Regions from separate parts of the Homo sapiens genome. Here all the other regions are linked to region 3. The links are chromatin loops, found by intact Hi-C in ENCODE. Cell type or tissue: endothelial cell of umbilical vein. All regions are shown on one strand. Region 1 overlaps OPCML (opioid binding protein/cell adhesion molecule like). Region 2 overlaps NTM (neurotrimin). Region 3 overlaps NTM (neurotrimin).

Region 1 (8,000 bases), 810 kb after region 3:
GCCATGACCCAACCCAGGACATGCCAACATTCTTGCTGCCTCCCTGCATTGTGTATCTCCTTGGGCCCACAAGGCAAATCTCTGCAGAGACAGGTATGCTTTCCAAATGTGCTCCTCTACTGCTTCTAAAAAGCACTAGTACTACTGCTCTTCACTCTGCCACTCTGCTTGTTTTCTTGACCTCAGGGATAGTGAAGACTTTGCATAGTTTGGATCAGACTGCCATCATTGGTGGATTCAACTGTCCCCTCTGGCAAGTGATTTGAGTGGAATCCAAAAGTCCCTCAGGCCTCCAAGACCGCTAACCAACTGCTGTGCCTGAATATCCCAGGATCATATTTTGAAGACAATAAAATTGTTTAGATATAAGGGTTTCATTGCTGTAGAGGCAATAATACACTAGAAGTGGTTGTTTCCCATTAAGATGGATTAAAGCATTAAACCAATACTTATTTGTTGTAATCTTTAGTATCCACCACAGTATCTATAGTCAACACATAAAGCACAGCTCCTAAGCTCCAGGAGCCCCCAGACTAACCATAACCACACATGAAAAAATAACAGGTCCTAGTGTGGATCTGTTAGAACAGTGTTAGCAGCAAGAGTTACTGGAACTCTCATGAGGGCAATTCTTGACAAGCAGAAAGAATTCTGGGTGGAACTGTGAAAAAACAAATATACTTTAAAGCTGTGTATAAGTGTGGGGATAGAGGAAGAACGAGATGGAGCAGACAAAACTGAAAAAAATGTGTGAGTATTGTCAGTTGTTATTGAGGAGTTCAACTTAGTACCAGTAATAACTTGCACACATATGTTGCTTTATGGCTCACAGAACAACCCATATACTTCCTTTCCTCTGATAATGCAGACCAGTTATAATAGATATTGTTCCTGTATGTACACAATTCAACTGAAAGTGCTCAAGGCCGTGGAGTTAGTGAGAGGTAGAGTAAGAATCAACCCCAGGTGCCTAGGCCCCCAGACACAGAGCTTTCTAGGGCATTAACATTGCCCATGAGGTGCAGGCACCCATGGGGAAGATGCTTCCTTGGAAAGCAGGGACGCTGGATAAGCCTTGCTCAGAGGCTCTAGGGCCAGAAAGGGCTTTAGAGCAGTGTTCTCAATCCTGGCTCCACATTAGAAATACTGGAAAAGATGTTTTCAATGGCCACGTCCATCCCCAAACCCAGGAATTTTGACATCATCAATCTGGGAGACTGGAAATGGAATTTCTAAAAAGCATCCCAGATAACTCCAACCAGGTTAGTGCCACCACTGGAGAGGTCCTTTATGGACCTGTCCCTGCTTGAGTGTCTTTTAATGTCTTTGTCTTCCCAGACTAGGAGTAAAGTCTTTGCATTTACCCAGTTCTTATTCAGCTTGGACAACTGAAACACTGAAATGGAAAAATAATGCATTTGTTTTGAATAGTCTAATGGCTACTCAAAATCTTTTAATTTACATAAGAAGGAGCTGAAGGTAGGTGCAAAGTACAGAAACACACCCAGGCAAACAACAGAACTTTAGCTTTGGAAACTCTACTGCCCAGGTTGCTTTGGCAAAATCCCCACTGCTCAGATTATTCCTTGGCAGTAGTTAAACCTCAAATACTTGGTTTTGAATGGATTAGCTCAGAACTCCAAATGAAAATGCAGGGACATTTTAGAAAAGAGCCATTAAGCATAATCCCAGATCAGCAAGCCTGGATCAACAAAACTGATTATCCTGCTGTTGAAATAAAAAACACAAAACACCAAAACAAAAGCAAACCAGAAAGAAAATCCAGTATGTTGGTGGGAACTTTTCCCGTTGAGTGGAACAGTTACAACCACCACCTTGCCTCCATCTCACCGCAGCCCCTCAAAATGTTCATGTACACAGATGATGTGGACCCACAGAAGAACTCAAGCAAACTTTGAGGAGATTGAGGCCTGTGAAGAAAGCACAACTGGCCATCATCCATTCTGCTGAGATGGCTTAATAGACACCAGCTGACCACACTGAACATCCTGGGCTCCTTTCCTGATGTGGGCATTGATTCAGACACATGACTTCTGGATTCTTGTCATATCTAATCTAATGCAGAGCCACAGAACATTTTCAACCCAACAGCAGATAATTGTAATGAAGTGATTCTGGCCAAGAGGGCCCATTTGTAATAATGAATTCAAATCAGATTCATGGAAGCTATAATTCAACCATAGTGAAGAGCACCTTCATTTTCCATATCATCTCTCTTCCAAGAGGGCAAAATAACTCAATATTCAAATAATTATTTTTGCTTTTCAAGTAACCCTATGAAGTAGTTATGAGGAGGATAATATTGCCTCACTTACAGAAAACGAGTTTCATCCACGTTCAAAGCTTCAGTGTCTTCTTTGGCACAGCACTTCCTAATGTCCCTCAGAGCAATCAAAGACCTGTCACAACAAAACTGATATCCCAAAGGAGGAAAATCACTCTTCTCTGAGCTGTGCAGTTTTTCACTGGGAAAGTGAAAGGCAGGCCCAGGTTTCGTGACTCCTTTGCTTTTCCTAGTAGGTCTCTGGCCTCCTTATGGGACTTCATTCAAGATTTAGAAACAGATTCGAGATAGTTTGACCCAGGACAACCACATTAAAAGAGCTTTCGTGTGATGGGCATGGGTATCATTCAGTGTTTTTTGGTGCAATCTAAACATGTGATGCGCTTGGAACACTCAGTTCCCAGGTAATGAATCCCTAATGAATGTCTTTAAGGAGGCAAAAGAGTAAGAAACCACACTTAAGAATTACAGCTTATACAGCAAAAAACACCACCAAATAAAACATGGTATATTTATCTGGGGTTGAAGCCATGGGCTTCTAGAAACTGAAAACATGGACTCTCCCTCAGAGTACTGACAAATCAGTTGTTTGTTAAGATGGGAACAGAACTCTTCACCAATACAGCAAAAGAGTGAAAACAAAAGGAGAGAGATGGGGACACACAGAAATTTGCAGAAGATGTTTATTTTCTTTTAGGAAACACTGTGGTAGCAGTGAAATCAAAACCTTAAAAAATCAAGGAATAAGAAGACTTAAGTGATAAAGACAAAAAAGAAAGAAAATAATGAGTAATAGACGAAAGTATACATTATGGGAGCATCTGATAAAAATGAAGGAAGAAAATAATAAAAGAGAAGATGACATGAGCTAAGAGAATGAGGATTTAAAGAGATTAAAATGTAGATAACGTGCTGAATTTCCCTATTCTGGGGTAAATGTATAGAAGAGACGCAAAATCAACATGATACATGTGCTTACTTAAAAAAAAAAAATTACGCCATGCAATCAGATAACAGATAACAGTTATGCTAGAACATGTAAGTTGTTCTTTTTTTCTGCAAAGAACAAAAAGCAACTATTCAGCTTTTCTTTTTTTATTCCCATTCCCATTCCCAAGCCCAGCTGCTCAACATTAGAATTGAAGATCATGAAAACAGGCCAACAGCTAATAAAAAATTGGTAGATGGAAGCTGGCCCTCTGCTGGTGGAATAGTCTTACTGCATCTCAGAAAGCAGAAAGCTCAAGTTTTGAAGTTTCTGGTTTAATTTTGAGGGACAGGAAGAGGACAGAGGATTCTGGAAAATTCACGACTGAGATCCTATTCAATGCTAGACCTCTTTGCCCCCAGTGGCACATTAGATGGTAAAGAGGTGTGTGGCAGCATCAACATCCCTGAACACTGGTAATATTTACTGACATTTTCTTGGTTAACATGTATTATAACCCGTGTGCTGCTTATATCTTTAAGCCAACTAGCTCACTGCAAATGCGTATTGGGAAATGTTCCCTGATTCCTCATGGGACCTTCTTTGAAGCAATGAAGTAGGGATATTACATTCTAGTCTGGGGCAGGCTGAGTGGTACCCACATGGCCAGGAGGACTTTTCCTTCACATCTCCAGGAAGGGCCTCTCTATTCTCCTTTTTTCTCCATTTGCTTTGGGCTTCTGAGAAACAGCACACAGGATTCTGGGACCTGTTCTCTAACTAAAAAGAAGATCCAGCTAAGTATCACCCAAAGTGGCAGAATCCAATCTTCACCCTTGGGCTTAGAAAAAGAATTCTGGTGTCCCAGAGACAGGTCTTTCCTCCTCCAGGGAGAGGCTTGTCTAGATGCAGGAAAGGTTCCACCAGAAAAGCCAAGGGAGGAACAGGAAGAACCCCCACCGTCACACTGTCCTAGGGGAAGCCAGGCATTTTGGCTGCAGAATCTGGGTCAGGATGTTTTATTGTCACCATAACCATCAAAGTCATAGGCAGGGCAAATGCATTCGCCCTGTGTACATTGTGAGACATAGTTAAGCTGGGACGTCCCTGAATCTGTCTCCTAGGACCAGAACTGCCTCATTAAAGGGATAAAAGATGATATCTGCTGAGCTGGTGGAAAGTGGTGGCTGCATTTTTATTAAAGTATCTGCTGCAGCAAGTCCAGTCCCCAAAGGTTCATATTCCAAGATTCTCCACCTCTCTGCCTGGAGCATGCAAGTGATTCTCTGTAACTCATTAAGGTAAAACAAAAAGCTCTCCTATTGTGCTTTTCACACAGAAGTGATGTTGTTGCATAAAAGCTACATGTTTCCTTTCCTTGGACCCAGTCTGCAAAAATAAAACTGCTGTCATAATTTACAATAGGGACCCTAGGAGCACTACACCAGGTTTGGCACGAGTGCTGGGTCTTGAGGAGACTCATAACAGGCCGTGGGCTGACACTGGTAATTCCACAGCCTCACATTTGAGGTGCATCTCTGATAAGGGCTAGCCTGGTGGTCCTGAGGACGATCCTGCCTCATCATGTACCTTCTGGCCTGTGACAGCCATCCAAGGGGCTCAGGCTAGCCCCCCAGTGTTTCAAACCCATGCACTCATGTTCTCATCACGGTGCCCAAGCAGGAGAGAATCTAGCCTGTCGTGGCTTCAAAGAACCATGGAGTCCCACACGTGGACTTCAAGGTTCACGCATAAGATCCTGGACCAGCATAGCCGGAGCACAGGACAAACCTGTCCAGGGGCACGGCAGTCGGCACGGCAGCACGCAAGCGGGCGCCCCTCGGGCCTGCACAAGGCCCACTCGCGTTCCGGTCCCCCATGGAGCCTTCTGCCCCCTCTTCCCTCCTCTCCCCAGCGACCACAGCCCAGGGGCTCGGCCCCCGCGGAAGGACAGCTCCCTACCTGAGGGTGGCGCTCTCCCCCTGCCGGACCGTCACGTTGTCCATAGCTTTGGGGAAGGTGGCATCTCCGCTGCGCACGGGCACTCCTGTGGGTACAAGGAACAGCAGCCTGAGAGACACGACCACGAGGCACTTCCAGGGCAGGAACAGGTACCCACAGACCCCCATTCTCGACAGCCACAACTTCCCAGGACTCCGGCAGCCGCACAGTCCTGGTCCCCCGCCCCGCGCACCAGCGGGCTCGGGAAGCGGTGCGGGGAGGAGGGAAGGGGCAGAGTTCGCCAGGAGCAGGGGGAAGGAGAAGAGAGGAGTCCGGGCTCTCCGGAGTCTGAGAATTCTTCCTCAGATCCTGCCTCAGCTTTCCAGCCTAGCAGAACCAGATGCCCCCTCCTGCATCCAAAAAGAGCTTTCTTGACGCTCCCCTGGGGAGGAGGGAGGCGGCCAGGAGGGGAGAGGAAGAAGCAAGGTGCGGGGATGAAGGTCACAGATTGCGCTTTCTCTGCCTCTCTCTTCGAGACGCTACTTTAAGATTCAGTTGGGCACGTTCTGCAGAGCTCTGGCATCAAAAGTTTATAACCCAAAGAAGAAGGCAAGTGTCTCTGACATACAGGAGCTGTCATAAAAAGCTGCGGCTTCAAGGAGAGGAGGAAATGGTTTATTAGATCACACACATGGACAGATGTACGTGTCCCCCAGCCCCAGGTCTCGCATCTGGAACCCCAAGGCGGCAAAAAGTTCCAAGGCGGGGACGCGCAGCCGGCGCAGCCAGGGTCGTCCGGTCGGTGGCCGTCCTCTGCAGCCCGGTCGGCGACTCGCGGCCAGCCGGGGGAGCGCCGCCCGGCGCAGGCTCCGGGCGCACGGGGAGCTGGGCGGACGGCGGCCCCCGCCTCCTCCGGGGACGCGGCACGAGACGCGGGGACGCGCGGACGCCACGCTCAGCGGCCGCCCCCGGCCTCCGCGCCGCCTTCCTCCCGGGAGCAGCCCCGACGCGCGCGGGCCCGGACCGCCGGGGTTGTCATGGCAGCAGCTCCATCCCTGACCGCCACTTTCTCCCGGTGCCGCCTCGGAGCGAGCGGGCTGGCGGGCGGCGCGGACTGCGCGCTCATCCCGACGGGCGGGCGCCCACCTTAACCTCCGCCGCGCCCACCGGGCTGGGGATGCCTGCGGGGATGAGCCCGCACCGCGCCCACTTCGCTCCGTCCCGACACCCGCGCCAGCGGAGAGAACGCGGCGCCCCTCGCAGCGGCTTCCCCTACAGAGGGGCGGGGTGGGGGGAGCGGGGAGGGAGAGGGGAGGGCGGGAGAGGGAGTTCTGGGGAAAGCAGCAAACTGAAAACTGACACTGGCACCTTCCCTCGCCGATGCCAGCGCAGAAGTTGACAAACCCCGCCCTGGAGAGCTGAACTACCCTGCCCACGCCAGATGGGGCACCGGTGTGCGTGTCCATCGCGCTGCGAACGGCTCCCCGCCCAGCCAAGTCCAGCCCTGACGGCGCGCTGTCCTGGGCCCGCGCAGAGGTGGAGTGCACCCACCTCCGAGGACCCACCTCGGAAACGCCCGTGCCCCTCCACTGGACGCCTGTCCCCAAAGTGGCAAATCTCAATTTCTCCTTAAAACACAGCATGCAACATTGTCCCTGTCCTACACCTTATCGTGGTAAAAAGCAAGGGCTGGGAAAAACACACCAGATCCTAAAAAGTAGTAGGACTGATCCTCCTAAAACCCCTCACAGGAAGCGGCGCCGCAGTGGTGCTGGGAGGTGACTGGGGTGCTTTTGGAAGCCAGCCTCCCCCTTTCTTTGGTCTCGGATTTGTCTCTTTCTGCTCTAAACCCCAGAGCTCCGCTTCCCTTGGGCCCCTCGGGAGGCCCTCTCCGCTCCCCTGGCAGAAGCCTCCCCGTTGTATTCTAATTTAATGGTTGCTATGTGCATCTGCTCTACTGTATTTTCTCTCAGAGCCTTTTGTTAAATTAGACTGGGCTCTGCACAATTGGCAAAATGAAATTTAATTCAAAAATAAGCATTAAGCTCTTATCGTTTATTACTTTAGTTGCTGAAGGATACAAAGGCATACTACTTGCTTTCAGTTCTGAGAGAAGGAGCACAAATAAATACTGCCCCATTCCCCATTCTAAAAGGGTTAGCCCACATATATGTGTAGGTCTAAAATTTTTAATTAGAGCATCTTACCTAGAAGGGAGAATACTTATCACTAATTATATCAGCTATAGTGAAACATATATAGTCATATGCTGCTTATGGAGGGGGATACAATCTGAGAACTGTCTTTAGGAGATTTTGTCATTGTGTGACTATCCTAGTGTGTACTTCCATAAACCTAGATGACACAGCCTACTACACACCTAGGCTGTATGGTAGAGCCTATTGCTCCTTGGCTGCAAGCCTGTACAGCATGCTACTGTACTGAATACTACAGGCAATTGTAACACAATAGTAAGGATTTGTGTATCTAAACACAGAAAATGTGCAATAAAAATATGGTACAAAAGATTAAAAAATGGTACATCTGTACAGGACATTTGCCGCAGACGGAGCTTGCAGAACTGGAAGTTGCTCTGGGTGAGTCAGTGAGCGGGTGGGGAATGGAGGCCTAGGACATTACTGCACACCACCGTAGTCTTCATAAACACTATATAATTAGGCTACCCTAAATTTATCAAAACATATTTTTCTTTCTTCAATAATAACTTTAGCCTACTGTAACTTTTTAACTTTATACACTTTGAATTATTTTAACTTTTTGACTGTTGCATGATAACATTAGCTTAAAACACAAACACGTTGTACA
Region 2 (8,000 bases), 260 kb before region 3:
AAAAGTGCACCTGATGAATTTCCTTGTAGAAATGGAGTGTTGGCAGAATAAGAAATGGAATGCATGGAGTGCCCAGCATAAGAAGTCGGGGGTCAGGGAGGAAAGGAGGGAAGGAAGGAAGAGAAGTGAGAGGCAGGGAGTTAGATCAGTCAATCACACAATTACCCTGAAGACAAGAAATAGAAGGACTATCTAATTTAGGATGTTATATATCCTCTTGAAATGTAAAGATTTAGACAAGAAAAGGGGCAGGGGAGAAAAGCAATCCAACGAAAGACGAAACAAATCCATCAGGGCAGGATCCATCAGGAAGGAAAGAGTGTGGAGCGACTCCTTTGCTTAATGCGGGCTTCTGGTCAGTCCCTGGAGCTTGTCATGTGACAGCAGGATTCTCCTGCTGCTGGAGAGCCTAATAGGCAGGATTGGTCCAGGAACTCCTCCCGCTGGACTGACTGGTTTCAATTAAGACTATCACAAAGGCTAATTATCATTTTAAACCTGACTCTCAGGCTCACTCTCCCTCTTGCTGTAAATGGATTGCTTAATGGTCCCAGTGCAAGGCTCTGAAACCCTGGAGGTTTCCTATTATTTCTTTGCCTCCAGCAGGGACCAGGGACTTCTAGAGTGTTAGGTTTCAAGGGAGAATAAGAGTAGCAATACCCTCTTTCTTTTTCACAGAAACAAAGACTGTTAGCATTGAGGGAATGTTCGATTTTGGTTTTGATATAGTCGGACCTTCTACTGCATGAAAGAGTTTCCCTATGTGCCACCTCTGACCAGGATTTCCTGGCATTGTTTGAACACAACTGGTGAGAGGGAGCTTGTTACCTCCTGGTCCATTTTGGACAGTTCTCATATTCAGAATGTCTCTCCTAATGTTGAGCTGATATCTGCCCTTTTTAATGTCCATGATTCTTTCCCAGTTCTGCCCTGTAATGTTTCTGGGCTTAGACAACTGACAGTCGACTGAGCCAGCAGGGCCTGAGCTTGGGAAAGAGGAAAGCTTGGCAACCTCTCCCGCACCGGCCCAGTGGGTCTCCCACCTCCAGCACCATTCTGTGTGGGTGTTCCATGTTCTGGAACCTGCCTCAAGTTGCCCAGTCTTTGTTAGATGAGCACATGCTTCATTTTCTGGGCTGTATCATGCGCTCTACCCTGAGACAATGTACAAGTCCCCAAAGGCAGGTATTAGTATCCCCATTTACAGATAAGAATGCTGAGGCTTAGAAAGATCGAGTAGCCTACCCCTGATCACATGGCTGACAAATGGCAAAAGCCAACACTCAAGCCCCTTCTGTTGGATCCCAAAGCCTGTTTTACTATGTCACACCAAGACAAAATTCAGAGTATACAGTTTGCCAGGTAACAATGTGCTTGTGAGCATAATATAAATCAATGTGTGAAGTTGGGAGTGTCCAGAAGACCCCTGAATGTGTTGTATTTATATGAACTATGTGATTGGTTACCACCGGAGCTATTCCAAAGGCAATCACTGTATTGTGCTCACCCAGCCTAACAATTCCCTTGTGCTCTGCACTTGATAGCTGGTTTAAAAATCAAAACCCAAAACAAGCAAACAGAACAATGCTAGCAGATTCTTAGTACAGTTGCATGCACGTGCTTAGCCTGGCCTAGTGGGGCAGGCTCCCTGCCCTCACACCCTGCTCAACCCTCTTATGCTCACAGGTGCACACACACAGGTACACACTACACACACACTCACATACACACCAAAAACACAGACACCCCACACACTGACACACCCCACCTGCTCTCACACGTTGCACACACACAAGCTACACACACATGCTACATACACACATGCTACACACACACCTCCCACACTCACACATGCTACATACACACATGCTACACACACACCTCCCACACTCACACATGCTACATACACACATGCTACACACACACCTCCCACATTCACACATGCTACATACACACATGCTACACACACACCTCCCACACTCACACATGCTACATACACACATGCTACACATACACCTCCCACACACTCTCACACATGCTACATACACACATGCCACACTCTCACACATGCTACATACACACATGCTACACACACACTACACACACACCCCACACACTCTCACACATGCTACATGCACACACACACACATGCTGCACACACATGCCTCACATACACATGCATGCCGCACACACACGGTGCACACACACAGCACACACACCACATGCTGTTCACACCCTCATGCTGCACACACACATGCATGCGTTGGCAGGTGCTTCCTTTTCACCCTTCTTTTTCCATTCAGCCTTGTCCCAAATTTACATGGGAATAAATAAAAAACAAAGCAAAGATTGCCTGTGGGGGTGGGGCTGTCCCCCTCAATGGCATCTGCAGGTTGCTGGCTGTGTTTTGCAGCCCGAGGCCTATTTCTCAGTCCCAGCTCCTTGGGGCCAGAAGCCTGGAACAAACCCAAGGGCAGGCCTTAGGCACGGGGACCTGCCCTGACTCCTCCGTAGGGCCAGGTTGGCCATGCCTTCAGAGCTCCAAATCCCAAAGGAATGAGTATGCAAAACTAAGACCCACCTCACATTAATTTAGTGGGTGAACTGTGTGTCTCCCCCTCCCCTGCAAATCTATATGGACTAAAAATACCTGCGCCCTCCATGGCGCCCAAGACTGCTGACAAAGGAATTTGCATTTGCAGTCAGAAACACCCTCGGATTATTTTTGAAATCACCTCCCTTACATTTTAAACAGGTTGGTGGATTCATCATTTAGGCTGCCACCAGGAGGCAGCTATTAAGAGATGTGACTGGGAATGGCATTTTTCTTAAAAAAAAGTGGCGATTTCACTACAATGTCGTGATTTTTTTTGGCTTAAAAATAAAATCTGTTTGAACCTAGGATTCTTTAGACAAACTGATATCTTCAGGGAAAGTAGATTAATAGGAAATGTTTTTGGAGGAACCAGGTGTCTTCCCAGTTCCCGTGGAATGACAGCAAGGACAGTGCGCGGCAGCCAAGATGGAGAACAGGGAGGAGGTGGGGGAAGGGGGCACTCCCTTTCCTTCTGGGCCTCTTGGACTAGGGGAGGGGAGGACAGGGTGCAATCGCAGGATCAATTAGCAGCCCAAAAGTAAATTAGCCAGGAAATTAGCTTTTCAGGTGTCCAACTGTGTGTCTTCTCAAAGACTGCAGTCCTACCCATCTGCTATTTACGCTTTGTGCAGGGCTCGGGAAAGAATGTGGTCCCACTTACACATCCAGCCTGCCAGAGAGCAGGTCTCAGGGATGCCTAAACGCAGTGGGGAAGTTGGAAGGATCCGCAAAGGCTGGAGTGGAGAGGTTGCAGCAAGGAGGAAAACGCTGTGTGCGTGCGGATGGAGAGGTCTGCCTGTATGTTTGTCTGTGTGTCTGGGGGTGTGTGTGTGACCGTGTGTGTCTGTATGTGTGTTTACGTCTGTGTGTATCAGTGTGAATAACCATATGTGTATGTGTGTGTGTGTCTGTGTGTGTCTGAGTGTGTGTCTACCTGTTTATCTGTGAGCGTGTGTACACGTGTGTATTGTGTAAGTGTATCTGTGTGTGTGCGTGTTTGGGTGTCTGTGTGTGTCTGCCTGTGTGTATGTGTGTGTACACATACCTGTGTGTGTATGTATGCATGTGTGTGTCTGTGTTTATGTCTGTGTATCTGTATGTATAACCATGTGTGCATTTCTTCATATGTATGTCTGTGTGTCTGTAGGAGTCTAGGTCTGGGTGTCTGTGTGTGTAAATGTGTCTGTGTGTATGTATATGCCTGTGTGTATGATGCGGGCATGAGATTTGCAGAGAGGGTGTTGGGGCACAAAATGAGGACTTGGTTTACACACAAGCACAGGCCACGGAACCCCACCACCAGCAGATGGAGCTGAAGGTACAGTTTTGCGGGAGGCCAGGCTGAACTGCCAGCTGTTTTGGTTTGCTGGAGACCTCAGAAAGAATGACCATGTTGAGTGGAAGAGCTATCTGCATGGAGAGAGAGGAAACCCCAAACACACCCTGGAGTCTTGCTTCTTCACTACGAAGCCAGTATTGTTTTGACTTGCTGATTGAATTGCAGGTGGAAACTAAATACATCGTACCTTGCTTTATTTCAGTGTGTGATTGGGAGATAAGGGTCCCCCTGTAGCCAGTTTAGAATTAGAATTTTAAAGTCTGGATAAACCTTAAAGAATCCAAGGCATCCTTTTGCTTTACAGATGAGAAAAAAAGGAGCTGAATTCTCTGGCGTTTTTGTTTCCTCGCCCTCACTCTGTCCAAGCCCCGCAGCCACCCACCCTTTTTTGTCCCAGTCTTTCGTATCAAAACCTCCCTCCTACCTCTTTTTCCTTCCTGTCCAGTACAGTCTTTGATCACCTCCCACCTGAGCTCATTCAATGGTCTCCTAACTGGCCTCCCTGCCTGTGGGCTTTCCGCACTCCGGCCCTCTCCACACCACCACAAGGTTAACCTTCCAGCCCAGCTCTGATTGTGTCGGGCTCTGTGCAGACCCTTCAGTGGGCCGCCACTGCCAGCAGCTGCAGAATCAAACCCGGCTGTAGCCTGGCTCCAATCTGGAAATGACACACCTTTCCAGCCTCACACTGGGTCACCTCTTTTGCCCTCCCTCTTCGAGAGCCAAACTGAGTTTCTTGCGATGTCCGTGCACACCCTGAGCTCTGTGTCACTCTACCTTTGTTATTGTTTTCTTTTTCAATTTGTCCTCGTCGTATTTTATTTCCAAATGACTCCTCAAATCTCCCCTTCACATGCTACCTTCCCTATAAGGCTGTCCTGATGACATCAGCAAGAAAGATCTATTTCCTGCTCTGATCTCTCCAGGCACTTCCTCTTGACCCCTCTGCTGTAACCTGGGCCTTTCACTGTGATTATCTGTATTCACATCCCATCCCTCTGTCTTGAAGAGACTCACCACTTTGTTTTCCCACTACTGTTGCATATAGGAACTCAATAAAGTTTTGTGGGCAAATGAATACAAGTATTTGACCTTACATACATTTTTCCCAGCTCAGCCTGCATTTGACGTGGTTTATGGTGGTTTCCTCAGCTCAGTCTTTCCCACTGACAGACAGCATGACCACGTGCAATCACCCCCCAGCCCCCCGCAATGTGCCTTCAGTATCCTCAACTCTCAATTGAGAACATGAGTAAAAATTAGTAGATTTCACTTTTTTTAATGTGTGTGCTATCCCCTAGCGTCAGGCAAGTTTATCTCCCGGGCCCTCTCCCTTCCTTGATGACTGGAAGAGGGAACAGGCGCAAACTCATAGCTGCTTCTCCCCGCCTACGCGCTATGACTTGTTGGAAAACCATTGTTTCAGAGGAGGAGTCCTTTCCGGCCCTGCCAGTCATTGTGTGATTTACAACAACTCCTTCTACCTTTCGTAGCTTGAAGACTTCCCCACTCTCCTTCGGGGTAGATGTGGAAGCAATATAAGAGTGAAGAAGTTCTACTGTCTCCGGCATCTGTTAACATTTCACTGGCTTCCCGAGAAATTGGCTCATCCTGTCCTTGCTCATCTTTTGTCCCAAGTAAAATTTAAAATTATTTCAGATGGCTTAGTCGATGCCAGCTTGTAGCCTTCCAACTGCTATTTCTAAAAATTTATGCTCTCATTTTATTTTATTCTTAGGAGGATGATAGACTTTTAGAAACAGAAGGAAACTTCAGTGATAATTCAGAAAATTTAATTTAATTGTAGATCTCAGGCCCAGGTGCCACTGTCCCATGCTTTCTTCCTTGTCCCTTGTCCTTCCTCATCTAAGATAGCTCCTGGAATTCCCATTGAAATGGAAGCAAATCTTAAGGTTAGAGCCTGGCCCATCCAGCTCTGAACAGTTACTGCTCTGTGAGCACGGCTCTCACTCACCTTTCCTATGCCTTAAGGACTTCACTGTTGGTACAGCTTTAAGTCAGCCGATATTTACTGATCACAGACCATGTGCTATGCAAAAGTCATCTTATTTCATTCACACCTCAGCTGTACAGAGCAGACGCTAATTTTACAAGATGGAAAACAGACACAGGAAGTTTAAGTAACTTGATGAATGGCCCTCACCTTCAGGAGGTGAAGCTGGGATAGAAGCCTGGGAATTCTGGCTCGAGTCTTTGCTTTTATCGAGTCCATTTTCATGCACTCTTGTGAAGGCAAAAGCTTAGGGGAAGGAAAAATAGTTCCATGCTGAAGTCACAGTAGAAAGAAAGTGGATGGGCTTTGGATTTAGAGACAGCTGAAATGAATCCTGGTTTTACCATTTACTTACATGATCTTGGGAAAGCTACTTTAATTTTCAGAGCAGTGGTTTCTTTATTAACAAAATGGGATAATAATACTATTGCAAATGAAATAGCACACTAACTGAAGTTGTATGTGTGCAATGCCTAGCAATGGCTCCTGGTTGAATATTGGGTGCTCTCTGAATGATGGTCTCTTTCCTCTGAGTAGAAAGCTTGGCAGCCCTTGTCCCGCCTGATGGGTGCCCCAGCCTGGTCATATGTCTGGAGCTTAGCCTAGCCTAAGGTTGGATTCCAGGCTGTGAGCCAGCGAGGGCCCTCCTCTTTAAGCAGTGCCCCTTTGTAGCTCTGAGCAGCTTCTCTCACCCCTCCCTACCTTTTCTGAGGTTCAAGGAATTCTATTCCCTTGAATCTTAAGGGGGAGAAAGTGCTGATAAAAAGACAACAACTTGCAAAATTTAGAAGCCAATTCTCAGAGAGAAAATGATTGAAATAAAACCCTTTTAGCACAGGACACAGCATTTCTCAATCAGAAATGAGCCTAAGAAATAACCCACATGTACTACCCAATACTTAATTTTCAAAAAAAGCTTATCTTCGGTCTCCCCACCTCCCCTAAAATGCAACATATTTGAGATGAAGACTCAAATGCGTCTTTTAAAAAATAGTCCTATTTCAGACCTGCTATAGTAGGTGTAGCAGAAAGAAGGTGGTAAGATTGGGTCTATTTAAGGACCTGACCTAACCTAAATACAGAATCTACAAGCTGCCATACAGAAGGAACAAATGTGAGAAAGCTCATCTGAAAGCACCATTACATTTTTATGAGACTGTAGCTGAATCTATTGTGAGTTTATTATCTGTTGCTGCACATGCAAAACACTACCAAGAAAGAGTTTGTGTGATCATGTGAGTGGGTATGCTTGTGTTTTAATCAGGGAGAACATGAAAACCAACATACGTTGTCCCTCTGAGTCTTGGCAGCTCAGAGTTAAATTTAGTGCTCAGTGGTGCTCAGTCGCCCAGCCCAGGTGGTGCTGGATACATTTCTTTCCTTGTTCATTTTAACTTTGTGTTCCTATTTTCATTTGTAGCTATTCTGCTTCATATATATTTTAACATCACAAGCTGTCTCAGACCCTTTTTCCAAGTAGGTGGAATATAAATCATGAGTAAATAAATAAAGCTACTGAGGCAATGAGTGACTTCTGAGGAAGTGGAGGTATCACAGGCAGGCAGACACAGCATGACTGAATGTTATTATAGTGTGGTTTATACTATGATGATACAACTATAGCTATTAGCGATCAAACATTGTTTATGCATTGTTGCCTCTTCTATGTTTATTAATTGATTTCTATAAGCTTACACAAATAGTTTATCAATATGAATACTTTGCATTTATGGGCTTGTTCTCTCCCTGTTAATCCAAGGAGATGCATGGAGAGAGGATTGCACCTGTTAGCTGCTCCTCTCTCCCTCCCCTCTAGAGACTCATCATGCTTTGTGGCTCCTGTAGGCCACCCTGCCCTGGGCTCCCTGGGGAAGTCTTTCTTCCTTTTCTTTCTGCATTTGCCACTGTTGGTCCCCTAGGTCTTTCCTTTGTCATCAGGTACTGTGTCTTCTCTTCCTTGTTTCCCTGCAGCTCCTGCAGTTTCTCCCTATGAAGAATAAAGAGCTTCAGCCAATTTCAGTCCTAAAATTTGGAGGAATGTGTCAGTATCT
Region 3 (8,000 bases):
GTAAAATGCACTGTCCATGGCAAGGACAGAGAAGGGACTGGAAAGGCACAGGGGGCAGTGTGGGGAGAAGGGGTAGTTAGAAGAGAGGCTCTCTCGTAGGTGAAGGGGGAGGTAAACCTACGTGCTTTCTACAGAAAGGTATTCATGGAGGCAAATCTGCCATCTTTTCTAAACACAACCATGTCTCTGGAAGCCTCACTAGGAGACCAACAATTAATAACAGTGTCAGTTATGGCATGTCTGTGTGGTCCATTGCATAGAACGACAGAGGAAGCTGATCCAAGCTTTGAGTACCAGGAAGCCAAGGGTAGCAATGTGGATGGGCCTATGGCCGTTCTGTTTTCGGCGAGAGCTAGGGAAATCCCCTGCCACTGGTCCTTCCCATACACAATGCTATATGCGCATTTGATGAGCCAGCCAACAGGTGCCTGAGTACCTGCCGTGAGACCAGCTGGCAATAGCTCCTCTGAGGCACAGCAGAATGGACCGTGTGCTAAAGGCATCAACAGCCTGGGCAGGCAAACAGGACCAGCCCAGGAGAGTCCATTAGAGAACCACGCATGTGCCGGTTACTGACCAAGAGTTAGGTTCCTACGTGTGCACAGCCTTCCCCCAGATTCCATTCCTTAGGACTCTGCACCCATCCCATCCCACTTTCTCAGGACAGAAACCACGAGGCAGAGTTGTACCTTGCCTTAGAGTGTCCGTCTCCTGGAGACCGTCAGTAGGATCCAGTGCCTGCTTTGTAATTTAGTAGCTTTGTGACCCGAGGCAATTTATTAAGTTTCAGTTCCCTTGCAGGTAAAGTGGAGATATTTTTGTTTACTACCACACAGAGTGGCCGTGTGGCTCACATAACATGATCTGAGTAAAGTGCTTTGCATAGTGCCTGGCACACTCCAGTGATCAATAAACGTTAGTCAGGGTCATTATTGTGCTATGCCCCTTCCTTTCTGCTATTGCCCCTCCCATCCCCGGATCTTCGATCGGGCCATGGGTTCTACTTCCCGGTGTCTCCTGTCTCCATCCCTTCCTGTCCAGCCCCTGGGGCCCTGCCCTCCCTGAGATCTCAGCAGCCGTGGCTGGGCTGGCTTTTGGTGGTTTTGTGAGTGCTCTCAGTCTGCAGGGAGAGACAGGCTCCAAAACACAGGTCCCAGCACAGTGCCGCCCTGTTGGAAGCTCTTGGCACCTGCGCCTTAGATTCCTTAACATAACTTAAAATGCCCTTCACGAAAGTACTTCTCTTCACCTGTCCAGGTTTGTTGCCCATCTGCCTCCCCATTTCTACCCAAATCCTACTCAGCAGCTGCTCACAATAATGATTCTCAGTTTTGCACATCAGAAAAAGTTGTGGAAATTGTTCTGAATATTTTTTGTGTACGTGTGTGTGTGTGCGCGCGCACGCGCAGGGCGGGGTTGCTTGGGTAATTTATAAAGTACAGGCATTTATATAAAGCTCCACAATGGCTGAGTGTGGTGTCTCATGCATGTAATTCCAGCATTTTGGGAGGCCAAGTGAGGAGGATTGCCTGAGTCCAGGAGATTGAAATTGTCAGCCTCAGCAACATAACAAGACCCTGTCTCTACAAAAACAAAAAAACAACAACATAAAGAAAAATAGCTGCTCCTGGTGGTCCTAGCTTCTGTACTCCTAGGTACTGTAGCTAGCGCCAGTTGTCTAAGCTACTCTGGAGGCTGGTTGGAGGCTGCAGGGGTGATGATTGTGCCACTGCACTTCAGCCTGGGTGCCAGCATGACATCCATCTCCAAATGAATAAGTAAAGCAAGTTCTACAGGTGGGCCTGATTTGCATCTTGAGTTCTAGAGCACAACCTTCCCAGACACACCCTGCCTTCCTCACACTGCCCGCATATCTGTCTACACTCAGTCCCAGCAAACGCAAACGGATGGGCTCACAGTGGGGATGCAAACAAAGATGAGGCGACTGAGTGAGTGAATCAGGAAAGGATGTTTTCATTTTATTGAGTGAATTAGACTAAGTCAAACCCTCCCTTAGAGTGTAAAGTAGAAGATAAATAATGTACTGGTGTGTGTTTGTGTGTGTGTGTGTGTGTGGTGTGGTATGTGGTATATGTGGTGTGTGGTGTGGTATGTGATTGTGTAGTGTGTAGTGTATGATGTGTGTGTGGTGGTGTATGTGGTATGTGGTATGTAGTGTGTGCTATGTGATGTATGTGGTGTGTGGTGAGGTATGAGTGTGTATGTGGTGTGTAGTGTGTGGTGTGTGATGTGTCTGTGATGCGTGTGTGGTGTGGTGGTGTATGTGGTGTGTGTGGTGTGTAGTGTGTGCTATGTGATGTATGTGGTGTGTGGTGGGGTATGAATGTGTATGTGGTGTGTAGTGTGTGGTGTGTGATGTGTGTGGTGTTTGGTGGTGTATGTGGTATGTGTGTCATGTGGTATGTGGTGTGTGTGTCATGTGTAGTGCGTAGTGGGGTATGTGGTGTGAGTGTGGTGTGTAGTGTGTGGTGTGTGATGTGTGTGTGGTATGTGGTGCGTGTATTTTGTGTGTTGTGGTATATGGTGCATGTGTGTTGTGTGTTGTGTATCTGTGTGTGCTGTGTGGTATGTGTGGTGTGTGGTGTGTGTGTGGCTGGGTGTATGCTGTGGTATGTGGTGTGTGCTGTGGTATGTGGTGTGTGTGCGTGCATGTGTTTGTATGTGTGTGTGTGTATATTGTGTGTGTGTAAGAGAGATCAACAGGGGTCCCAGGCAAGGGGGATGAGTGGGCTGTTGGCAGAGGAAGAAGCGCAGCCCAGCAAAGGTGGAGCCTCGCTTTCCATAAGCAGCTTGGGTCCCCAGGCGCCCCTGCGCGATGTGGGAGTGGGAGAGACTGAGTGGGCGCAAGGGTCTCGCCACCTGGGTGTGTGAACGAGTGCAGAAATACAAACAGCTCCGAGCCAGAGGATCCTTAGTCCATCAATTCTTTGCAGAAGAAAAGTCTGATGGATTGAAATTGTCACACAAGAACGCTGTGAACAATAGCAGGGAGATACTGTTTCTCTCCAGCCCAGCTGTGGTGAGTTACTTCTTAATGGCAAGGTAGGGAGACACACACCACGGACAATGCTGAGGGTGACAGGAGATGCCTGTGCCAGTTATTTATTATGGGAGAGGAAGGTGTTCCTTCTACTTTTTTTCCTTCCATCACCCCCTTCTTTTCTGTGATAAGTGGGGGCTGAGCTGTTTGTGTTATGCAGAGGCTGACAAAATGAGGCGATCAGATTGGAAATCAAAGCTCTCACCATGGCTGGCAGTGTGCGGGGACTTCGCAGCCACCTCCCATGGCGGGGGCAGGAGGAGGGGGAGGAAGCAGCTGCTGTCATTTCTCCCCTAGCAGTTGTTTTTGGTTTTACTTTTATTTCTCCCAAGAGGAGAGGAGCTGGAGAGGGCAGCCAAACTAGCACAAGAAAGAAAAGGAGAAAGAGGGCAAGAATGGAAATGCGGAAGGAGAAAGAGCCCTACCAGGAGGCAAAGGGAGAGGGAAGCGAGAAGGAGGGAAGAAGCCTCCAGAACGTGCCTTTTTCCGATTTGTGCTGGCTGCGACCTTGCAGCCTGTTTCTCTGCCAGCTGCCCCTCCTTTGCTGTGAGAGGTGTTTTCTGTGACCCGCAAAGCGTGGTTTAATTTACAGGGTGAGTTGGAAATGATTCAAGCATCTGCTCCTTTCAAATGTTGGGAAACTGAGGCACAGCACATTAAGAACTATTTAACTTGCTTCTTTCGGGCCTTATTGTCAGTCTTTTTTCTTGAGAGTTCCAGAAACTATTTCCATCTCCAGCTTTCAGGATGAATAACTTATTCAGGCCTTTGCTTTTCTGGTGCGTTCTCCCAAAACTCCTCCTATTTCAAACTGCCCCCCAAAGTCCCTGAGCCTGAGTCTTATGGGTTGACTCTGCCCTCTGGTGGATCGAAAGGTGGTGAATGAGGCAGAAAAGGGAGCTCGTTCCAGAAAAACATACCTTGGCAGGCTTCCCAGGAAAGTCTTTGGTTAAAGCAACCCGAACCCAAAATGAATACAGCTCAATATGCTGTGATGTATTAATATCCTGATAAGCGAGTCAGAATGTGTTTCCAAATAGACCTATTACATAAGTGGCAATAAATACTAACCCATCTCTCACCTTGCTGCGGTGAGCGCATAGAGAGGGATCTGCAGTGTGGGATTCCAGGCAGTCTTGGCGATGCTGACCTTCTGACGGATGGGGAGGCCTGAGCCCTCTATAACACAGGTCCCCTGTGACATCCACATCACACAATCGTGCCCTTTGCCCACCTTTTTAATGACTTTCTATTTTGTTTTACAACCAGCAATCTGCTGCATGTGCTGGTCAACAGTATCTATCTTTTCTGCTGTGGCTTGCTGCCTCGGATGCTTTTATGGGCATTGATTCCCTCCACTGCTTCCCCAAAGAGGTTCTTTTCCTTGAGCCAGAGCGGCATTCCGGCGGATTACAGTGTCTGCCACTCTGCTCTCCGATTTATTGCCATCCTGGGCTTTAGTCTCCCTACATTCACAGCCAAGCCTCATTCATTTTGTTTTCTGGGGCGAGCAAATTGAAGAAGTTGCTATTAATAGGAGAAAGAGTGTCATGCCGGCAGACTTAGTAGTGTCTAACGTTATAGCCTGCAAGTCCCAGAGCCAAGCTCTTGTCTTAGATCCACCCTTCCCCATCCAAGGGACTGAACCAGGTGGGATGCTGGCCTGGGCATTGGCTCTCTGAAAGATTTACACTTTTCTGGCTTTTGTCGACAAAGGATATTCTCATATTTGGGCACTCTCATCCATATGTCCTCTCCTTTTCCCTGTGACCATCAGTTTACATTTGGCAGAAGGCTGTCTGGGGTTGTAGATGAAGTCTGAGGGCAGATGGCTGGGGACAGGACGCTGGAGAGGAGAAGCACATGGCAGTGGTATAGGATGGTTTGCTTCTCAGCTTTCCCAGACACTAAAGTATATGAATCCAATTAAAGTTGTTCTGTGAGTGTGTTTTTTTTTTTACATTGATAAACATGTTTGCTAATCATTTATCACAAATTAAATAGTAGAGCAATTTCTAAACAATGTCCTACAGATAATGAATGTCTTTTGAATATGCATACACAATGTTACATCTCAACTGTTGCTAGTCCTGTTTACTCTCTCAGCTGTAGAATTTAGAGGCTGCCTGGGGACTGTAGAGAGCAGGACATCAGATGTTGCCTCTCCAGGGACCATCCTCAGATCTTTGTGGACTGGCCCCAGGCTGTCCAGATGTATATCTCCTTCATGCAGAAACAGGAGCCTCAAAGAATCTTCCAGTGGGTTATAGTTGTGGGTGTAGGAGTTCACCCAACCAACTTAACTTGCCAGGTGATCACACAGGTACAAGAGGCTGATAAGGGGCTGGGCATGGTGGCTCACACCTGTAATCCCAGCACTTTGGGAGGCTGAGGCAGGTGGATCACGAGGTCAGGAGATCAAGACCATCCTGGCTAACACGGTGAAACCCCGTCTCTACTAAAAAAAAAATAATAAAAAATAAAAAAATAAAATAAAATTAGCCGAGTGCGGTGGCGGGCACCTGTAGTCCCCGCTACTCAGGAGGCTGAGGCAGGAGAATGGCATGAATCCGGGAGGCAGAGTTTGCAGTGAGCTGAGATTGCACCACTTCACTCCAGCCTGGGCGATAGAGCGAGACACCATCTCAAAAAAAAAAAAAAAAAAAAAAAAAAAAAAGAGGCTGGTAAGGTCAGAAATCACTATCGACAGTGTAGAAATTTTTCTTTGGGATGGGTTGGTGTCACAAGTCCCAGCAGGTTATTGAGTGAACAATTCTCTTTAGAAAGTGCCGCTGGAAAAGTGTAGTTTGCAAAAGATGTGTGTTTGTGTGTGTGTGTTGGTAGGGTGGATAGGGTGGGGTCTATTGGTCATATATTCTAGAAGAGGAATTTGGAGGTGGCTGTATAGGGACTTGGTATCCAAAACTGTTTGCATTTCTGGAAGAGCAATGTTGTATAGTGCATACAGCTGTGTACGTATTGTTACTATTGATGCTCTAAGTGATAGTTTAGAACCAACTTAGGGGATAGTTTTCCTGTGTCTCACACATATATTGATTCAGAGTCTCTGGCACTATCCTCAGTAAGGTAACAAAGGGAAGCAAACAGATCCCAGGAGCCCTGAGTTGAGGTCTTGCTGTTCCCAATCAGCCGATGTATCAGAACTCTGGGTAACTTGACCCAGTAGCTTAGGCCCTGCATTCCCATTCTGGCTTTGAAGACAGGAGAAATGTATTTTAAGACAGAATTCCTAAAGACAGACCTCAGGTGGGTTTTTCATGCCTACCTAGAAGTAAGGTTAGCTTCAGTTAATCTACAGCTTCCTGTGGGCTCTACCTCAAAGTCATGGAAGGGAAGACTTCTTAGGAAATAAAAACTGATTTTTGTCATTATTTTTCTTCAGTGCACACACAGAATATCTGTCCTCCAACACCAGTCATTTCAAAATGGGGCTCCTAGGACTGTATTAGAAAGACCAAGAAGAGCATACAGTACAGGAGGTACCAAATGGATACAGCCTCAACATTCTGAGCTTTGCCAGAAATGTCTGTCTGTCTTCTCCCACTGTTTCCTCAATTCTCTTCCCCTTTTTCATCTTCACCTACCTCCATTTTCTTGAGTTTTCTTGTGCAGTTTTGGTCAGGCTTTTTATTGAGAACAACCTCAACTCCTGCCAATGACTTTACAGCCTTCCTCTTTCTCTCTGGATGTTCTTAACAGGTTTGGATGAAGCTGAAATGTAAATGTATCTGATTCTTAATTAGAAGAATTCAATTCCAGAGTCTGTTAGGACTTTGGGAGTAGGAGATTTGTTTTCACAGTAAATATTCTCAGAAGGAGAAGGGAACCTAGTCTGATATTCCCAGAGGTGACCAGTAATAGGAAATCATCTTGACAGATGAAACCACTCGTATCTAGAAATCAGATGAGTAGCGGGATGAGGGAAAGACAGTGAAGCCTCGGAAGTGGGAGTTGGTTCAGCTTTGTTAGGGAGATGCAAGGAGATACCACACCAGTCAGAGAAAGTCATAAGATCAAGAGGTATGGAATGTGGCTCTCAAGTGGAAAAAAAAAGGAAGGTACCGCATTTTCCATTCTCTGCCTTGTTTTTTTAATTCCCGTGATAATTACAATGAGAGGAGCAATCATGTTGCTAATTTTACTTCATGCGTTTAAGTTCTAATTAATACTATCTGGTTCTTCTGCGTTCTGCTGAGGTGAAATACAGCATGCTCCTTTGCACTTACACCTTTCTTTCTCTCAAGAATTTGCATAGGAAGTGAAGGCATGTTTGCATGTATCGTATTTTAGTAATTGGCATCCCTGCCTTCACAGTTCTACACCACTTTCTAGTCTAATCTCCTGGACCTTTCCTCTCTCCATTCACCTTGGCAAAAGTGGAACAGCTAGGGGTTTCAAACAGCCCTGCCCCTCAGAGAATAGGGAAGTCTGATGGAGTTGCCGGCAGCAGACCTAAGCCGCCAGCAGGCTCTTCATGGATCCCCACAGAGCAAGATGGGAGATTTCTCACGGTGAGAACTGCACGGCTGAGGCCGCATAGACATTACCATTGTCCTGTACAGAAAAGGAAACCGAGGCCCAGGGTGATGAAGTGACTTGCCCACGATCACACATTTCATAGCCTCAGATCTGGGATTTGAGATGTGTCTCTGCCTCCAACTTTCTTATGATGATGCTGTGAGATATGAATTATATGAGAAAGGGCTTTGCATGCTGTCATGTGCAAGGAAAGTTTGAGCTATTATTTTTCTGGTTAATTAACAAAAACATTGTCATGAAATGTCTGCTGCATTCTCCGTTCTCATTTTGAAAGCTTTTGTGGAGCACAAAATGTTGCTTTGTGACTTCTAGTGGCATAGCTCACATGTGCTATAGATGCACGCGTGTTATGCTTCTGGCAGCCCGGTGTGAGTAACCA

What was found. Peaks named below come from ENCODE experiments on the same cell type or tissue, not always from the same donor. Only the 100,000 strongest peaks of a DNase experiment are listed, where the experiment ranks them.
Region 1: it touches region 3 in a loop (7-fold over the local background); 2 of 110 quality-filtered maps call a loop at or near these places.
Region 2: a loop joins it to region 3, with 14 times the contacts of the local background. A loop is called at or near these places in 51 of 110 quality-filtered maps.

Annotation. Positions count from the first base shown.
Region 1 is chr11:132,937,731-132,945,730 of GRCh38, forward strand. OPCML (opioid binding protein/cell adhesion molecule like) reads right to left here. Exons shown (of 8, transcript NM_001012393.5): 2 at 5,196-5,280. Among named protein-coding and RNA genes, the nearest start is that of OPCML-IT1, 420 kb to the right of the region's middle. In endothelial cell of umbilical vein, a CTCF peak has its summit at 3,510 (motif pointing left); no DNase peak of the experiment used is centred here; H3K27me3 peaks cover 1,010 bases.
Region 2 is chr11:131,863,959-131,871,958 of GRCh38, forward strand. All of the region lies in intron 1 of NTM (neurotrimin), which reads left to right. Among named protein-coding and RNA genes, the nearest start is that of NTM-AS3, 29 kb to the right of the region's middle. RefSeq lists enhancers at 1,872-2,378, 3,983-4,508, 4,509-5,034. In endothelial cell of umbilical vein, a CTCF peak has its summit at 3,896 (motif pointing right); DNase peaks (open chromatin) are centred at 3,913 and 5,333; H3K27ac peaks cover 2,107 bases.
Region 3 is chr11:132,123,230-132,131,229 of GRCh38, forward strand. All of the region lies in intron 2 of NTM (neurotrimin), which reads left to right. Among named protein-coding and RNA genes, the nearest start is that of NTM-IT, 160 kb to the right of the region's middle. RefSeq lists enhancers at 1-763, 3,112-3,161, 3,262-3,311. In endothelial cell of umbilical vein, a CTCF peak has its summit at 3,937 (motif pointing left); DNase peaks (open chromatin) are centred at 3,212 and 3,942; H3K4me3 peaks cover 606 bases; H3K27ac peaks cover 557 bases.